2 separate regions of the Mus musculus genome follow, and region 1 is linked to region 2. The links are chromatin contacts, found by Hi-C or POLR2A ChIA-PET in ENCODE. All regions are on one chromosome and are shown on one strand. Each heading gives the region's core, a stretch centred on a gene start or an enhancer-like site at or near the end of the contact. The rest is flanking DNA. Distances are from core to core; before and after follow the strand shown. Region 1 has its middle 23 kb from the start of Mir378b. Region 2 holds the start of Ccdc182 (coiled-coil domain containing 182).

What was found. A loop is a pair of places that touch in the nucleus more often than their neighbours do. ChIA-PET counts read pairs that join two places held with the same protein, here RNA polymerase II (POLR2A).
Region 1: a loop to region 2 is called in a map of gastrocnemius, with 2.3 times the contacts of the local background. The contact joins the enhancer-like site here to the promoter of Ccdc182 in region 2. A Hi-C loop is called at or near these places in 1 of 37 maps with a recorded cell type or tissue (gastrocnemius). POLR2A ChIA-PET finds 5 or more read pairs at or near these places in 1 of 5 experiments (Patski).

What each region holds. Positions count from the first base shown.
Region 1 is chr11:88,325,877-88,332,790 of GRCm38, forward strand. No RefSeq gene overlaps it. Among named protein-coding and RNA genes, the nearest start is that of Mir378b, 23 kb to the right of the region's middle. Within about 2 kb of position 1,295, at least 1 of the 3 ENCODE cell types and tissues checked has a DNase peak (open chromatin) inside an H3K27ac peak, as active enhancers do; it is gastrocnemius, where a contact is called at or near this core.
Region 2 is chr11:88,289,746-88,297,225 of GRCm38, forward strand. It overlaps Ccdc182 (coiled-coil domain containing 182), which reads left to right and starts at 4,298. Exons shown (of 1, transcript NM_028859.1): 1 at 4,298-5,516. The coding sequence starts at 4,351. The coding sequence ends at 4,809.

The DNA of each region.
Region 1 (6,914 bases), core at 45-2,544, 33 kb after region 2:
GCCTGTGGAGGTTAGAAGAGGGAGTTAGATCCCTATCCTCAGAAGCAGGAGTTACAGATGGTTATGAGCTTTGGGCTCTGGGAATCAAGCCCAAGTCCTCTGAAAGAACAAGTTCTTAGTAAATTAGTTTAAAATTAAAAAAGCTGCTTATAATGGCAAAAAAAGGTGGAAACAACTTAAAAATCCATCTATATATAATAAGGAAAGGGAATATTGTATATCCAGTGAAGTGGAATATTATGTAACAATGAAGTGAAATTTGATTCATGACCCAACAAGGATAAGCCCAGAAGAGATTACACTAAGTGAAATAATCTAGGAACTAAAGATCATGCATCATGATTCCACTGGGGTGGAATGTCTCTGACAGAGCCATTTACAGACATAGAAAATAGGTTAGTAGGTTACTAAGGCAGGGGGAGGGTGAACAGGGGTGAGTCCTGGTAGTATCTTTTGGGGGGATGGACGAAAGTATCTTAAATAGACTGTGGCGCAATGTCTTCCCACCTTGTGACTCTACTGAAAGACACTGGATTGTGCTTTTTCATACAAAAATGGGCGAACCATATGGTGTTTGGGTTATATTCTAATCACGTTGTTAACCAAGGGATAAAACTGGATTTGCGGAGTTCACCACTGTTCACTCTTTCATCATCTCTAAATCTCTGTACAATCCCAACCTAGTGAGATTTATTTGGGAAGAAGCAAACCAAATTTAGTTAAATTCAACGTGTTTTCGATGAGAGCCTGCCCTCTGCCAGGCTCTGGGATGAGAGCATGGCAGGTTCAGAAACTGGAGACACCTGACATCTTTGTCTTCCAGAGGGGACAGTGCTGTGGCAAAGGTGACACAGCTTGGGGAGCTCAGCAAGGGGGATGCTCACATCTTCCCTAGGTTGCTTAGGTTTCCCCAGAGGCAGCGCTTAGACTTGAGCCACAGGCAAGAGCCTGAGGTTGCACAGGCGTGGGTGTGAAGAAGCTGCTGCTGGCAGTAGGTGTAGCCTGAGCCTCTGGACTAGGGTTTAGGAGAGAGCAAACAGTTCTCTGTAAAGTGTGCCCTGGGCACACTATGGAAGTAAAGGAGGTTCTGAGTGGGCACAATCCACCTTAAAAATAAGGACCATGGCAACAGAAGGTCACTAGAAGCTTCTAGAATAGGAAGAGAAGAAAGGAATTAGGAGGTAATTGACTATAGTGCTCCCACTGGAGGAGAGCAGGTGGCTAGTCCTGGCATTCTCTGCCCCTCTGAAGTTAAATGGCCCGAACCTGCCCCCTGCCGAGTGTCCCACACTAAAGGCTCCTCTGTCACTATAGATCACTCCACAGAATTCAGTCTCAGCCAGCTCAGTCCCCTGGAGTGTGGCTGTCACTTGATTCCCCTGGTGGCCGGCTGCCTTGAGTGCTCCTGTGGAGGGAGCAGGGTTCCAGGGACAGCTCTGTGTGAAGCTTACATACCTCGGCTCCAAATGGCTTGCCAGCCTCCTCCCTCTGCAGAATGGCAGGCTCAGGAGCTGGAAGCTGGCTCACCAAGTTGGTTCACCTTGAAGGCTCCTGGGAGGAGGGGGATGGAGAATACAAAAGGCCCCTTTGATTCTTTGAAAGAGGGCTGGGGAGGAAGGCAGAAGACCAAGGCAAGCAGTTTGTATCTTGGAGACAGCTCAGTGGAGGACTTCAGGACTTTTTTTTCCCACCTATCAAAGCCTGTGGGATCTTTAGAAAACTTCCCCAGCTCAGCTACCCTGGTGCTGCAGACCCAGGCCCTCATGGAGGTCAGGCAACCACACCACCGATCAACACCCCACTCCATGAAGGACTTCCCAGAAGCAGTGGTAGGGAAGACAAGGCACCTGGCTTTCAGCCCAAGAGCCGAAGGTTTCTGAAGCTTTGTGACTGATGCACGGGACAAAGTGGAACAGGCTTGAAATCTCTTCCAACCTCAGGGAACCAAGAGAGGGGCTCAGGGATTCTGATCAGCGCTCTGCGGCCTGAAAACCGCATAGATGTGTCGCCTCAGTGATGGTCTGAGTTCTGTCTCCAGATAGGTCCCTCAGGGGAATTAGATTTACCTTGATCAACCCTTTAGCCCCTCAGTCTTTTAGACACCTCTTCCTTCATCAGACATTTTGTCACAACGTGGCTTAGAGACCCTTTCACTATGAGCATCACCTGTACCCTTGAAGGGATACCAGAGCTGGTTTCCTGGAAGTAGCTCCTTCATTAGCAAGTTTGCTCACCCAAGACGTTGCTTTCTTTCTTCCTTTTTTAAAAAATTCATTTTATTATTTTGTGAGTATGAATGTTTTGCCTGCAAATATGCATGTCTGTGTACCATATGCATTCCTGGAACCTGAGGTCAGAAAAGGGTATCAGATCCCCTGTAACTATAGTTACAGATGGTTGGGAGTTGCCATGTAGGTGCTGGGAATTGAACCCAAGTCCTCTGCAAGAGCAACAAGTGCTCTTAACCACTGAGCCATCTCTCCTGCCCCAGAAATTGCTGCTTCCCCTTCTTCCTTTCTCTTCTTCTTCTTCTTCTTCTTCTTCTTCTTCTTCTTCTTCTTCTTCTTCTTCTTCTTCTTCTTCTTCTTCTTCTTCTTCTTCTTCTTCTTCTTCTTCTTCTTCTTCTTCTTCTTCTTCTCCTCCTCCTCCTCTTCCTCCTCCTCCTCCTCCTCCTCCTCCTCCTCTTCCTTCCTGTTTTTTTTTTTTTTTTTTTTTGGTTTTTCAAGACAGTGTTTCTCTGTGTAGCCCTGGCTGTCCTGGAACTCACTCTGTAGACCAGGCTGGCCTCGAACTCAGAAATCTGCCTGCCTCTGCCTCCTAAGTGCTGGGACTAAAGGCGTGAGCCACCACTGCCCGGCTTCTAACTCATTTTCTGCTCCTCCTCCTCCCCAGCCCCACCCAGGTCCCAGGGCTTAGTTTTGAGCCAGGTTAGGAGCCCTAAGCTAAGCTCTACGTTGGCTTGTCGCTCTTTCTTCAGCAGAGGATGTGCGTTGCTGGCCCACCTCCATCTATTGTGAGAAAGCCAAACTGAACAGGCAGACAGGAGCTGTGCAGTTCCACAGAAATCTCCCAAGGCCATTACATTGGTTTCGCTGGATGCACGGTGCTGAAAACTTTCATTATAAAAAGCAAGTTTCTATTGAACATGTTCTTGGCAGATTGGACATTTGGATAATGGAGCATATGGAATGTTGGCACGCTGCCACATGAGTCGACAGACCAATCCTATGGGAGGAGGCAGCCTGGAGTTTCTGAGCTGAGTGGAGCAGGGGCATTGCCATCCTGAGACCCCTGGACTCTGGTGCATCTCTAATCGTGGGATGCCTTGTAAGGAAAGTGAGCTTAAACACCACGCTCATATACACTAAACATATCACACGTCTAACATCACCTGGGGGCAGCCGTGTTACTGTTGACCCCCACCCCATGGAGTTATGGCTCCCAAGGTGCACTGGGGCTCAAGCAGAAAGGTGGGTGGATGGTTCCAACCTAAGGGTCTGTTGTGTGCTTCAGGAAGCATGGGGGGGGGCAGTGCAGGTTTTGGCAGGGAGGTAGGTCAGCAGATGGGGGCATCCACGTTGTCGTGTTCATGGTGGTTTGTGTTATAGATGCTGGGGTCCAGGGAGCCTTGTTGTTGGCGAGAGGCATAGGTCGTGAGGCTGGATCAGCAGACAGGTACTGAATGAGCCCACGTTTCTCAACTCTACAAGACGTAACACTTCTTTACATAAAGGCATTTAATGTTCTCTTTACTAGCCTCAAAGAAAATTCACACGTCATTGATGGACACATCATATTAGTTGATCCTTTTCCCATTGTAACTGAGTACTTGGTAAGAAGCTTGTGGGGTCTGAGGGGATGGCGTGGCTGGTAATAGTGCTTGCTGCTCTTGCAAAAGACCCAAGTTTAGTTTCCTGCACCCACAGCTCACAACCACACTCAGTTTATGCAGTGCTGGGGCTCAAACCCAGGGCGCTGTAAATGACAGCCAAGTGCTCTCCCTGCTCCTACCAACTGAATTACACCCCAGGTCCTGGGCTCACTGAGGGTACAACCCACGATTGCAGGGAAGGCTTGGTGGTCAGAGTGGTATGTGGCTGTGCTGGTGGGAGGTGGGTGAGATTGCTTGGTTGTCTAGGAACCACAGATTGGGCAGAGGGCAAGCTTAGGCTATAAAACCTCAAAGCCCGCTTCCTTCAGCGAGGCTCCGTCTCCTAAAGGTTCCACAATGTCCCAGACGGTGCCATCAGCCAGGGACCAAGAAGCTTAACATGTAACTTATGGGGACACTTCACAGTCAAGCCATAAGGCATACATTTTCAAAAATCTTTTGTCCAGGTACACTAATGCAAAGCACATAATATGAATAAGAAATAGAAAGCAATTATAACAAAATAATGTGTTTTGTTATGTACACATTTGGATGTGTAAGTATTTGGGCAGAGTCTGCCTTATACTAGTCAGTTTTTCTGTCATGGTGACAAAATGCATTTCATTTCAGGAAAAATGAAAGCCAGCAAGATTTATTTTGGCTCTGGGTTTCAGGTTTTTTCAGCCCACGGTTGGCTGGGTTTTTTTTGAGGCTTTGGTGGAAGGGAAGCCAGCCAAAAATGGTGGGAAGCCATTTTGGTCACCACATAGTCACCAGAAAGCCCAGAGAGGTGGTGCAGTCTCATGGGGCAGAATGCACACTCTGACAGCTGTGGTGCATGGATGGAGACAGGGGAGGACCATTGCTAGCCACTGTGTCACCAGAGAAGGCATCTCTGTGAGGACACAGGGGACAGACCACTACCTGCCGCAGAGCCTGAGACAACTGTCGAATCACACAGACCACTGACGGGTTGGGTTAAGGGGCAGGAAAGGATAGAATTTGGGTTCTGAGAAAAAAATAATTAAATTTGGTCTGCTGTTCCAGAGAGTCAGTCACACCACCGAATGGATAATGGTGTCCTCCCTTCTCTCCCTAGGTTCCTGTATCAGCTGTGTGACAACCCAATCCTGTCTTCCATCCCCAGCTGGAAGGCGCAGCCTTGCTTGCCAACCTTTTTCTCCTGAGGAGGGAAGGGGCCCGCACACCCCGGCGGCGGCAAACACAGCTGCTCGGCACTCAGACTCAGGGAGTGAGGGCAGAGGTGCTGGCCTAGCTCCAGCTGGCTCTGATTCCGAGAATCACTTCTGGAGGACTTGGAGTGTGCCAGTCCCTCAGCGGACCTTCCCCTGACAGCTCCATCTTCTCATTCCTGACTCCCTATCCCCATGTATACATCCGGGTGACTCAGAGGTACCATGAAAGGCGATGGAAATCTTTCATGAAGTGGCTTAAAAGCCTTAACAACTATCCTTCACCTTCAGAGAAAGCCTTACTTAGTTTTGCTCAAGTTTGTTCTGCCACCATAGTCTGGGTGGCTTTAATGATAGGCAGTAGGGGTAGCTGGGAAGTCCAAGGTCAAGAAAATGGCCATCTGGTGTCTAGTGAGAGCGTGCTTTCTGGTTTACAGATAGTGTTTTTGTGCTGTGTCTTCCCATGGCAGGAGAGGAACGTGGGAGCTTTCTAAGGATCTCATAAGGGCACGAATCCTATTCTGGGGGGTGGGGTTCCACCCTCATGACCTACTCATTCTCCTAAGCCTTTGCCTTCTAATAGCACCACACTGGGAATTTAGACCTCGTCATGAATTTGAGGATGAGGAATGCAAACATTCCTGAATCTGAGTCTAAAGCAAAGCCCATGGGCTGCATAGAGCTCGCCACAACCTAATAGAGATGTTGTTATCCTCATTTTACACACACACACACACACACACACACACACACACACACACACACACACACTTTCTTTACTTTAGTTGCTTCTTCACTTAATTTTCTTCAGCTCTTGCCCCCTCTCAGCATATCCTTTAAACTTCTGTCCATTTAAAAGAGGATTCTGTTTGGGCTCTTGGGCTTTTCCTGGAGTGGATATTTCTCATCCTCTCCTATCATTTAAATCTGCCCAAATGAGGTCCAACTTGGCCAAGACCAAATTCCCCCGGGGAATCATGGGAGCAAGTGAGAGCCAAGGAGAGGTTGACTTTTTTGAGTACCGTTCTTTGCATATGGCAATGTCAGCATTAGCCAGGCGAAATTGTATCAGCCCGCACTTCCCCATGCCCACTGACACACGCAAGTCGCACCTGTACTCTTGTCAGACAGCCACCTGTGCTGGCCCCCGTCATCTCCTCTACCCAATTCTTCACGGACATTTTACCTTTGGTCGGTATTAACTTCTGATATTCATAACCACGACTTTGATTAATGCAAGACTTCAAAGCACCTTTTGAATCATTAAAGAAAGATTAAATTATCTTCAGGATAGTTTCAGTATTAAGTGTGGTGGAGCTAATTCAGGTTCTCTGGAAATTGACAATATGATCCATTTCTACTTTATATAATCAGAAGACTCAGATTAAACTCACGTAAGAGTCCAGCCAAACTGGGTTACTCCGAATAGGAGGTGAGTCCACAGGAAACCATAAGCACACAGTCACATCTGGGAATGAAGCAGAAAGCCAGAATCCAATCCAGCCAAATGCTGTCACTACCTCATAAATCTCCCAGAATTCAAACAGCCCTGAAGGTCTGCCCAAGTCATAAGTTAGACTTTGCTGCTTTCTTCCATCTCTCTGGGCTGGGCCATGCTCAGGGTCATTTGGTTAATGCAGGACTCCATCTTCATTGCTTCATAACTAGTTTTTAATCAGTGATGATTGGTGAGCTGGGATGCTGCGGGCCAGCCTGTCTGCTCTCTCCTCGGCGAGTGCCCATTGATATGCCATGGCAATTAACCAGAGACCTGTGGGAGGGGTGGCGAGGGCATAAGGGGAGGCAAGCTGTTGGTGTGGCCACATGCTTCATTCTGCCACCCAGGGGGG
Region 2 (7,480 bases), core at 3,048-5,547:
ATATCACCATCATGGGAGGCACAGGACCAGGGGATTCTGGAAAAAAAGTGACTAGAATCCACAGCTGTGCCCTCTACTTAGAGATAGGTACTCACAAGCTCTTTGGGAGTCTGACGTATTGTCCTGGATTCCGTTCCTCCCAACACTCGTTTCCTTGGGGACAAGGAGCGTTAGACATCGCCTGAAAGTTGACATAATAGTTCATCTGATGATTAAGCAAGGTCTTCTCTTAAAAATGCACCCACTTGGGCTGGAGAGATGACTCAGCAGTTAAAAGCACTGACTGTTCTTCCAGAGGTCCTGAGTTCAATTCCCAGCAACCACATGGTGGCTCACAACCATCTGCAATGGAATCTGATGTCTTCTTCTGGTGTGTCTGAAGACAGTGATGGTGTACTCATATACATTAAATAAATAAATCTTTAAAAAAACATACCCAGGGCTAGAGAGATGGCTCAGTGGTTAAGAGCACTGACTGCTCTTCCAGAGGTCCTGAGTTCAAATCCCAGCAACCACATGGTGGCTCACAACCATCCGTAATGAGATCTGATGCCCTCTTCTGGGATGCCTGAAGACAGCTACAGTGTGCTTACATATAATAAATAAATAAATAAATAAATAAATAAATAAATAAATAAATAAATCTTAAAAAAAAAACCACCCACTCATTGTGGAAGACACAGCTGGTTGCCTGTCTTTGCTTGGGTATGAATCCCCTGGTGGTTCCAATATCGGGAGGCCTGTGTATCAGGGGAACTGGCTTGAGTGTGGTCCAGGAAGAGAAGTATGGCTGTGAAAGCCAACTTTGGGTTGGAAACCAACTGTGGTTGGGTTAGAGCCAGCTATAGGTTAGAAATGGCAGCCGGGCGTGGTGGCACACGCCTTTAATTCCAGCACTCAGGAGGCAGAGGCAGGCGGATTTCTGAGTTTGAGGCCAGCCTGGTCTACAGAGTGAGTTCCAGGACAGCCAGAGCTATACAGAGAAACCGTCTCAAAAAAAAAAAAAAAAAAAAAAAAGAAAGAAAGGAAGGAAGGAAGGAAGGGCTGGGAATGCCATTTTAACAGGACACAAAGAGTTCTCAGTTTCTTAGGGTTTTGTAGCTTCACAAAGAAGTGACAAGGAAAGATGGGCGTGGGTGTTATCTCTAATTCCCAAGGGAATGGGGTTTATACAATTGACAGAGGTGACACTTATGAATTGCAATGTATGTATTTCTTCCAATGGTCTTAGGAGACCTCTGTGAAAGGGTCATTCAATCCCCAAAGAAGTAGCCATTCACAGGTTGAAAGCCCCTGCTCTAAGGCAGACCACCTAAGAGCCTCAACCCATTCTGACTGAACTGGACTCTCAGAGGGGCGTAAGATTGCCTGGGTCTCTGTAAAGTCCCTCATGTCTCCCTGTCTTGTTGAGTCGCAGAGAAGCTGTGACAAGTTGAAAGAGACTGGGGCAGAGGACCCTGCTCACGATAGAATTCCAGGTCGTGGATGCTTTACTAGGTCTAAATTCCTTTCTCTTGACGTCTTGAAGGGAAGACATAGGTCAGCAGTTCTAATCCCTAAGAGATATGGGAGGGCAGGTGGAATGCAAGGCCTGACGTGGGACTTCCTGGCTCAGGGGAACACCCAGAACTTACAGATCCAATGTGACTTGTGGCCCTGAAGGCTCAGGAGGCCACTAGGCCTTGGTGACAGCATCAGCTTTCAGTTTCCTGTGGCTCCTAGAAAAAGGGGACTATGACGTCATCTTCCCAGTGGTCCTGGGAAGCACACTGGAGCGTCATTCAGCAACACCAGAGGAACTGAGAAAATGCTCTCAGTGCTGGCCTTCCTACTTTTGTGTCACAGCAATGGCTGTGACTTTTGCCATCCCCTGTGTGAAACAAAGTGGCAGAAAATGAGAGACAGGAAGGGAGAGGCCGGAAGCGGGGGAGAGACAGCAGAGGAGGAGACCAGAAGAGACACACCATTTCGTTCTCTCTTCTACCAATCTGGGAAATATTTATTGATGGAGAACCCAACAGGCACAAGGCCCTAGTTAAATACCCCACAGACCCCAAGCTGCTCCCTTCTGCTCCCCATCCCCACCCACTCTTAGGTGGAATTCCCAGGCTGCGGTTTCTCTGAAGGCCAGTAGGTGTCAATGTGTCAGCAGAAAAGCTAGGGGTGCCTGGCATTTGAGAGCCACCTATGAACCGAAATTCCATTTCTTCTGAGTACCACTGTTTGTGGGGCAGCAGGCAGGACACTTGAGGGTAAACAGGTTAAGGGACTCAAAAATCTCTGTTTGCCAGAGTTTACCGTGCCTAAGCAGATGGTAGACCCAGGTAACAGTTATAAGAGACAGAAGGAAGAGAATTGGGGGGAAGGGGTATGGAAGGCCTCGTGGGCCCATCTCTCATGTCACAGTTGGGGGGGGCGGCTCAGCAAGGGAAGACAACTGATGTAGGGCCACACAGCAGTTCCCGACTCCAGCTTTCCTGGCTCCTAGAAAAGTAACCACTTTTTCCATTCAACATTCCTTCTCAGTAAATGGAGTTTCTTGCAATTCAGAATTTCACCTCCATTTAGCTACAACTGTCCCTGCAATATGCCCCCTTCTGATGACTACTTGAGGCCACTAGCTAGTCAATGTCTCAGAGAAGGCAGCAGCCCTTATCATGGGCCCTGTTGTGCTAGAGTTGACTTATCCAGGCTCAGGATGGTTCTTCACTTCTGGGAGAGAGCAAGTTGGGAGCTTGAAGCTAACCTTGCTGGGAGTGTTTACACGATGGAAATCGGCAGCAGCTGCCCATCAGAGAGATTTTCTCTCCCAGGGACCTGTGTACTACAGCTCTCAGAAATGCAGAGAAGAAAACAGGGTCTCTAGGGGGAAAGGTGATCTACCAGTGAGACCTTGCTTCTAAGTGGTGAAGCCTGGACTCCAGTGCGGGAAGGTGGGTGATAGGCTGCTCAGAGATAAGAGACCTAACAACAGCCTTCGAGGTCACTTGGAAGTGGCAGAGTCTAGTTTAACCCCCGGGAGCTTACTCTGTGCTGTTCCACAGTGACAAAATAAAATATCAGAGGCTGAGAGATCTACAAAACAACAAAAACATTTGTTTCCCTGTAATTCTGTAATCCCAGAAGCTGGCAAGTCTAAAATCAGGGAGCTGGTGTCTGGTGAGGACTCTCATGCTATGCCTTCCCATGTGGAAGAAAGGCAAAGGTGGCAAGAGAAACAGAAAAGGGGTCAAGCAGAGATGATTACGGTAATGAACCCCATTCTAGAGATGACACCATCCATCTGATATGCTCTGCCTTCAAAAGCCCCTCACTTCTCAACGCTGATAGGATGTCAGTTTCAACATGAGGTGGGAAGGAGACAGACATTTAAAACTTGGCACTAGATGCTGCTGTGGCTGCTGTCCCAGGAAGGGTCATTGGTAGGATAGGAGAGCAGGAACCAGTTTGAAGAGGTAATTTATCTAGCTCTAGATGGATTGGCTTCAAGGTCGGTTGTTGGGGGGGGCGTTTATGTTTGGAGTCCCAGTGGGAGGTCTGGGCAAGAGACTGCAATATACAAAGGCAGAGTTTTGGACTGAGCCACATGTGGCTAGGAACATTTGCCTCTGTTAGAGTAACCAGGCAAAACCACACGATTTACCCGTATCCACAGACTCCTATCTGCCACCATCCAGGAACGTTGGGAAACATTACTTACACTCATTCCCTAGCTCCAGAATCCGGCAAGCACCCGGGAAGTTTTAACTGAATGAATATGAACGGCTCACTTTTATCCCTCGGGCATTTCTGTGAACCACCCTTTAAGAGCACACACATTTATCACAGTAAGTCGATCACCTATGCATTCTGGCATCATCTGGCCATTGCGGGAATATGGATATGGGATGGGATTACTCCTCTAGCATCTTGCACCATCATTTCTAAGAATGCCTTTGTCCTATTGGTGAGCCCGAGGAAGCCCAGACACCAGGCCGTGAAATCAGCTGTGCTCCTTATGGGGTAGGAGACTGCTCGGTCTTGGCAGCCTGTGAACCTGACCTGGCTTGCCTTGACTTAGCCAGTTTTCTCCACTCCCTCAGATTTGCCCTCGGGGTTAAAGGAACGCTTGAACGCCAGTTCTGACTGGGTGACCGATTAATGAAAAGCCTCATTTCAGGAGACTTGGGAAGCGCAGTAAATCTGTAGGTTACCAACAATATGCAAAATAGTGAACTGGGGGTTTTCTTTCTGATTGGCTGAAGGGTCGTGATGTCACAATGAGATGGGTCCAACGACTTCAAGTGATAGTGTTTCTAGCTCCCAAATCTCTGACTCAGTTTCTTGGCTTCCTCTCTGCAGAAGGAGATAATGGAAGCCCTCTTTCAGGCAGGGTCCATTCTTATGAAGGTGAATACCTTACAGGGCAAGAAGATGGTGGAAAGCGGGCTCCAGTCTGGGGACCTTTCCCTGTCTCAGTCATGGCCCTCCTACCTCCCTCTGCCGGCCGACTTGGAGATCCTACAGCAGAAGGTGGCCGGGGTACAAAGGGAGTTGGAGGACTTCAAGGAGGAGGCACTGAAGGCCATCCGTTACTTGGAGGACGCCTTCTGCCAGATGAGTGGCGTCCTGGCACAGCAGGAGGAGCAGGCGGCGCGAGTGAAGCAGCGGCTGAGGGAGGAGGAGGACCGAGGCATCGTCCGCAACAAGGTCCTCACCTTCCTCCTGCCCCGGGAGAAGCAGCTTCGTGAACACTGCCAGCGGTTGGAGAACATGTTGGTCAGGAGCCACAACCCGCTGCGAGCCATCAGGAAGAGCCAGGCGGACTGAGCGGCCCGCGCCCGAGTGTGCGCCCGAGCTGGCGGGCAAGATTGTTTTTTAATGGAAGGACAAACGCTAAGTCCCCATTTATTCCCCTTGCCCCATTTTTATTGCTTTCCTGCTACCAAAATAACACCATGCAGAGAGGCAAAAAAGACCTCAATATGGTTTTCGGGTGAAGTTCCGTTTATCCAGCCTCGTCAAGGAAGGAGGCCCCAGACACTATGTCAGACCTGTAACCATCCCCTCGAACTGTTTCCCGTTTGTAATGGTACGGTTGCTTGGATGTAGGGGCATTTTTCTTGAGTATTCTTAAACTGGTTGTGTTGAACAGATTTAACCTTTCTTTTAATGACTCCAGGCTTTCGTGATTTATCACTTCACAATTGGTTTCCTGAGACCTGTCAGTGTGTGTTCTATACCGAGACAGGTTGGGGGCTTAGTGAGAGAGAGGGCTTGCCCGCATCCTGAACTGGACTCAGACGGCCGGCTTTGTGTAATTCCTGACCTCGCCGTTTCAGTCTGCTTGCATAGTTGGACTATTGGTCCTCTCTTTTCCTTACTGCTTTGGTTCAACTCTGCTTCCTCTCCATTTACCCCGAAGACAGGCTGCTCCGTGGGGTGAACCTTGTTAGGTTTCTGATGGTGGAACTCTCGGCTCGCCACTGCACTCAAGGTGACATCTATAAGTTCGCACAATAAAACAGTGAAACTGACACCTTTATTTGACTCTCTGAACAGTAGTTGCTAGGGTGTCTGGCCATGTATCAAACAATGCTCTCCCCCCCCCCCATTACTGCCTGCCCCCACAGGTATCTCCTGAGGGCAGGACAGCACTTTTCAAATAGTCAACTAACCAGCAAACCCCAAACACTCTCTTATGTGCTCTCTCTGTGTTAACAAATGGCTAGTGCTCCAAGCCCAGGCCCCGAGTGTGTAATCATTTACAGTCTTGCAGGCTCACAATCCCCTGAACCAATCAGACTGTTTTTGGACTGGCTCCTTCTGGGGTACTGGAACAATCACTTGCGTGTCTCGAGGCCATTAACAGTCACTGTGACTTGTGTTTACAATCAGCCCTGGGTTCACCGATTCATATATTATTTCTCCGGCCCCTCCCAAAGGCTGCCACACATCAAGTCTTTGGGGTCTGGTGGCCAGAGGCGACACTGAGCAGTTGGGTGTCTCTAGTCCAGGGTTTGCAACCTGGTGAGTGCCCTCTGACCTTCGGGTGCAGTCTTGTTCATTCTCCTCCTCTATTCAAATATTTGGGTCCCCTTGAGTCGGCCTCTGCCAAAGGACCTTGCGACCCTTGGCTAAGCACAATATCCAGCTATCAACCGTCTTCCTAGAAGGGCTGTATCTCTGCTCTAACTATAGGCAGCTTCTCCTCTACTTTAGCTGATGTAGCAACTGAGTTCAATCAGCAACAGTAGTATTGATAATCCCACGATAGCTGAGAGTCATCAGGCCTGGTATATGCTGCCACATACTTCACCTCAGCATCATGAGGACTTAGGCTGAGTAACTTGCCCAAGATCAAAGCTGGCTGACTGGGGATCTGAACCTAGCACTAGCTAGCTCTTTTAGAGCCTGTGCTCTTAGCTGTCCTGGAGAGTTCTGGAAAGCTTTATGGGTTTCTGATAAATGCCCCTTAGTGTAGGTGAAACGTTGCTGAAATTGCTGAGGTTAGCTCTGGAAGAAGGGAGTGTTTCTTAGAGGAGAGTCCCAGACCACTAAACCCTGGAAAGAGACAGAAGACAGACAGACAGACAGACAGACAGACAGACACACACACACACACACACACACACACACACACACACACAGAACTAGGAAGGTTATTAGAGGTCTACCCTATCTATGTAGAGGAAACAGGATCTAAAGGCATTCACTCGAAAGGAGAGGACTCTAGTCTCCCACAGTACAGCCTGTGGTGTACTTGCTGAGGAGACATGGTGTGTGTGTGTGTGTGTGTGTGTGTGTGTGTGTGTGTGTGTGTGTGTGTGTGCGGGGGGGGGGTAGGAGTGGGTTGAGAGGAGGTTAGGTGATTGGTGCCAGCAAGACCACATCTGCAGCCACCTATGTTTAGTTTTGGTCTGACATTCTGAGAGGTCTCCGTTGGAAGCACGGCTAGAGCGTGGGGGAGGCCGGATGATCCTGAGGCAGGTACAGGAAAGAAGGACCTGGGGACCTTAGCAGAGATAGTTTTAGAGAAGGCCCAATCATGGTTTTGCAGGCAGGCACTGGACAGACTCTGCCTTTGCAGGGCTCCTGGGGCCTAATGAGCACCACCTCTCCTCTTCCAGCGCAGATTAAGCACCAATTGAGGATGAACACAAAGGACAGGTTAATGGAGACAAAATGTCACCTTTATAGTTGATAACATGCTTGAGAGTGTGGCTTAGGATCTGTCAGCCACATCTAGCTGAGACCTCGTCCCTAAACCGGATGCCATCTACAGGCATAGTGTGGCCGCTGGTGGTGGTGGTGGTGTGTGTGTGTGTGTGTGTGTGTGTGTGTGTGTGTGAAAGGGCTGTGCCTATGGACATGTGGAATGACCTGTGTGCAGAGGATGAGCCTGGGTGAATGGAAGTGGTGTGTGCTGGGTGGTTACTGCTCTTTCTCCAAACACTTCAGTGGGGGTGGGGGGAGTTGTTTGCTTTCTCTGGGTAGGATT